Linked DNA regions of Homo sapiens: region 1 is linked to region 2. Evidence: chromatin loops called from intact Hi-C (ENCODE). Cell type or tissue: natural killer cell. All regions are shown on one strand.

The links. A loop is a pair of places that touch in the nucleus more often than their neighbours do. Peaks named below come from ENCODE experiments on the same cell type or tissue, not always from the same donor. Only the 100,000 strongest peaks of a DNase experiment are listed, where the experiment ranks them.
Region 1: it touches region 2 in a loop (17-fold over the local background); 9 of 110 quality-filtered maps call a loop at or near these places.

What each region holds. Positions count from the first base shown.
Region 1 is chr12:82,018,514-82,021,013 of GRCh38, forward strand. No RefSeq gene overlaps it. Among named protein-coding and RNA genes, the nearest start is that of LINC02426, 66 kb to the left of the region's middle. In natural killer cell, no CTCF peak of the experiment used is centred here; a DNase peak (open chromatin) is centred at 1,248.
Region 2 is chr12:81,643,797-81,646,296 of GRCh38, forward strand. The region is part of intron 4 of PPFIA2 (PPFI scaffold protein A2); the gene reads right to left. Among named protein-coding and RNA genes, the nearest start is that of PPFIA2, 110 kb to the right of the region's middle. In natural killer cell, a CTCF peak has its summit at 942 (motif pointing right); a DNase peak (open chromatin) is centred at 945.

The DNA.
Region 1 (2,500 bases), 370 kb after region 2:
TTTTCTGGGGAGGAATTCAATTTTGCTGCAGAAGTTTGGATAAGTAACAAGGAGCCAAATGTTAATAGCCAAGACAATGGGGAAACATGTCTGCAGCATATGACAAAGACCTTCACAGCAGCCCCTTCCATCACAGGCCCAGAGGCCTATGAAGGACAAATGGCTTCATGGGCCAGGCCCAGGGTCCCACTGCCCTGTGCAGCTTTGGGACATGGTGCCCTGTGTCCCAGCCACTCCAGCTCCATCCAGTGCTAAAAGGGGCCCAAGTACAGCTTGGGCCATTGCTTCAAAGAGTGCAAGTCCCAAGCATTGATGGCTTCCACCTGGTGTTGTGACTGCAGTTGTGCAGAAGACAAGAGTTGAGCTTTGGGAACCTCCAGCTAGATTTTAGAGGATGTATGGAAATGCCTGGATGTCCAGGTAGAAGTCTGCTGCAGGGGCAGAGCCCTCATGAAGAACCCCTGCTAGGGCAATGCAGAAGGGAACTGTGGGTTTGGAGCCCCTACAGAGAATCCCCACTGGGGCACTCCCTAGTGAAGCTGTGAGAAGAGAGCCACCCTCCTCCAAACACCACAATGGTAGATCCACTGACAGCTTGCACCATACACCTGCAAAAGCCACAGGCACTCAGTGTCTGCCCATGAAAGCAGTGGTGGCTACCCAAGCTACCCCTTGCATCAGCATGGCCTGGATGTGAGACATGGAGTCATTAGGATTTAAAGACTTCCCAGCTGGGTTTCAGACTTGCATGGGGTCTGTGGCCCTTTATTTTGGCCAATTTCTCCCATTTGAAATGGGAATGTTTACCCAATGCTTGTACCCCCATTGTATCTTGAAAGTAACTAACTTGTTTTTGATTTTGCAGTCTCATAGGCCAAAGGGACTTGCTTTGTCTCAGATAAGACTTTGGACTTGACTTTTGGGGTAATGCTGAAATGAGTTAAGAATTTAGGGGACTGTTGGGAAGGCATGATTGGTTTTGAAATGTGAAAGGACATGAAATTTGAGAGGGGCTGGGGCATAATGATATGCTTTGGTTCTGTGTCCCCACCCAAATCTCATCTCAAATTGTAATTCTCACATGTAGAGGGAGAGACCTGGTGGAAGGTAATTGGATCATGGAGGTGGTTTACCCCATGCTGTTCTCATGATAGTAAGAAAATTCTCATGAGATTTGATGGTTTTAAAAGTGGAAGTTTCCCCTGAAGACTCTCTCTCTACTGCCACCTTGTGTGGAAGATGCCTGCTTTCCTTTTGCCTTCCACCATGATTGTAAGTTTCTTGAAGCCTCCCAGCCATGCAGAACTGTGAGTCAATTAAACCTCCTTTCTTTATAAATTACCCAATCTCAGGTAGTATTTTTATAGCAGTGTGAGAATGAACTAATATATTGGCAAACACCAGTCTATCCTTTGCTTCTAAGTTTGAACATTTTAGATAACTCCTATAAGTGTATCTAAGAGGTATAAGTGTATTAAATACACTTATAGGAGGTATCTAAAATGGTCATACTCCTATAAGTATAATGGCTATACTCCTATAAGTGTATCTAAATCATGAACAATTTGTCCTTCTCTATCTTATTTAACCTAAAATAATGTCCTCCAGTTTCACTCATATTGCAAATGTGTGTGTGTGTGTGTATACATATATATATATATATATATATGTATACACACACACACACACACATACCACATTTTCCTTATTGATTTATCTGTAAATATTTGGGTTGTTCTCATATTTTGTTACTATGAATAATGCCATAATGAATATGGGAACACACATATTTCTTTAAGATCTTGATTTTTTCTTTTTCTTTCAGATACATATTTCCACACTGTTTTTCATAGTGCTTGGACCATTTTACATTCCCACCAACAGTGTATAAGGGTTCCATTTTCTTGTGCTTTTTATTCTGCACTTGATCAACATTTTCATTGTTTATGCCATCTTGTGTTTAATTTAACTCACACAGTTACACAAATGCAAGATATAAAAATTGTATTAATGAGGCAATATGTGCCTCAGAGGTTCAATTATTATTGGATCTTTTGGGTCACAAAGCCCAAGGAAAGGATAGTGGGCACTACAGCATACACCTTTCCCACAGAGACCTCTCCTGCTAAAACCCACTCAAAGTTTATTATGCATTACTTAGCGAACAGGTCAGGGCAGCACACTGACATGTGGCCTGTATTATTGCCAAAATCCAAAGAGGCTCAACAGGGGTTGTTCTTCTTTGTTCATGGTTGAGTGGCATATGACACAGAAATTTGCCTTTTACTTTAGAGAGTATTCTGGCATGCCCCAGACTTCCTGGACTTAAGGATCAAGATATGAACATCTTCCAAATTTTATGGAGGAATTTTTCTCTCATTCTCTAGCATTCATGTTTTACTAACCATTTGGGTACTCCCTATTTCATGATTACTAAATCCAACGGATCTGGGATGTAAATAAAATACAGAAAAACCAGTATATTCTCTAGGGCTACTCT
Region 2 (2,500 bases):
GACTTGAGGTCTTCAAGTAGTAAGGTAATTTGGCATTCTAAAGCATAGAGTGATTTTAAAAGAGATAAAATCAATGTTCCTTTTCTGTTTGGGGAAGGGCTGTTTTCCAGTTCTGAGCTTCCCATTAAAAGAGGAATAGCAACAAACTTTTCCCCAATTTTCGAAAGCAAACTGAGATGAATTGATGTCAAATGGGAAACATTTAAAAGAACCAGCACCTTGACCAACAAAAATGTCAAGTTTTTTTGAATTAAATTCCATAAAATGTTATGTGCATTAAACATATGCTGTTAAAAATACAGATAATACACCACAGAAAGATTCTATAAAAATAATCATTTTTAAGGATACAGTAGTGTGTTGTATTATACCTTTTACATTATGATAAAATTTACTTTTGCTAGATAATCTATACCTCAGTATGGGTAAATGATGCATTACTATATTCTATTGTCTGAAAATCCATCAAGACTCACTCAGGCAAATAGAAATGATGTTTACATGAATATAGCTATCACATCGCTGGTTATATGTAAGTTGGTGAACACACTAAATATATCCCCTTAAGTTTGGATTCCTTATTTTTAAAATAAAGCTTTTCTAGATTAGGTCATATTCATAGTTCCTGATAGCTCTGTTATTTTAAGCTAAATCTTAGTTCTAAGATAATTAATACTTATAAAAAAGTAATCATTAGCAAGTACAATATTGCAGACTTGTATTGAGTCATAACATGAAAAACTGACAAAATTTTCAAATTCTATTTTCTACCTTTTTAGTTTTTTCTTCAGAAGTAGTATGGTGCTTTCTTTCTATACTAATTTAAAATAAATAAACTGTCAGTAATTTAAAACATTATTATTCTGTTAATATTTGTTTTCCATTTTCTGTAACATGGTTAAGCATGTGTTCCCACAAGGTGGTGCTCTTTATTTAAAAATTACAACAGGAAGCAGTTTTGTTCTATGTAAGCATAGTGCTCAATGATGATACAGATTGAGCATGATTTTAAGTCGCTAAATGAGCAGTGAAAATGCATTTATTACTGAAAACTTATTTTCATTTGATTTTTATTTTTTAAATGCTAAAAGTATAAAACATTTTGGTAGCAATTTCAGTTATTAAGAATTTAGAGGTTTTAAAAGTTCAGAAAATGCATAGTAGCCATAAACAAAAACACAAAGGGAGGAATAGTAAAAATAAAATTTTGGCTGGAACAGAAATTCTTCTCTGGAAATAAAGAAAAGCTAGAATATAACATAGAAATACTATATTTAAACCTTCTAATATTAAACTAAGTACAGAGGAGTCATATACTAAGCACACTTTTTTAACCTGAATTTAGGTATTCAGAAGGAAAAGGAAATAAAGAAAGAGAGATAAAGGGAAAGAGAGAAGGAAGGAAGGAAGGAAGGAGAAGAAAGAGAAAGAAGGAACTTTTAAAAAGAAATTGAATAGTGGTATTAATTTTACTCATCATATTTTTCAAATATTATATTTCCTGACTGTCTGGTCCCTCAGTTCCTTCAAGACTCATACAGTTTTACATCTCACCCTGCTGAGGCCCAACTTAATGTTCAATATTTTACATGATTTGCTTACACCACCCCTCAGCATAAACCAAATTATTTTTCTGGTAACCACCTAAAGGAAGAATAATATGCACCAATACTGAAAAAAAATAGATAAGAGTTTTATTTCTACTTCGGATGTAAAAAGTGTGAAGGGAATATTGATCCCAGGCTAAAAATGAGAAAGAGGTAGGTAATTCTGAAAAGTATTATTTTTTTCTTAAACATTCAGAAAGCTGAGTACTTAAGACGTCCCTCTGAGATGAACAAAATTCCAAAGGTTGACAAGTTCCTTTGAGGAAAGACAGGACACACAAACTGTTTAATTATCAGCAGAACATGGAGCCAAGTGAAAGCAGCCATAAAAGTGGGTAGTAGGGAGGCAAGTAACATTTTAAAAATTCTTAAGACCTAGCGTGGGCTATCATGAGAAGTCAGAATTCCTGAGGGCACCATTCCAAGGGAAGTCTGCACCTGCTTGGACACCAGCTCTTTTACAAGAGGGGTTCAGCTACTCCTGGAGACAGGTAGGAAAAGAGAACAAGACAATCTGCTGCTAGAGGAAGGGCAAGATCCTGTCTAGCATCCAACATTTAGTCCTGCTTTGATAACCAAAGCCATCTGCCCATGGGAGAGAGACAGGAAACCCTTCCATAAGACGCAGGCAAAGATTGGCTGCACTGGCAAAGAGACAGGAGACACTCTTACCCCTTCCTCCTAGGCCAAGGTCAGCTGCCATGAAGAAAGGTATAGAAGTCTTACTCCTCCAACCAGCCCTTTACAGTAGGAAAAGCCATCTGCTACTGAGGGAGGAGTAAGACACCAACTTAATTCCAGAATTCTACAATGATATAGTATATTGCTACAGGGGAAAGGCAGGAAATCAGCCTGTAGAAACACCCAATCATTCAAGGCAGAGGTCAGCTGTC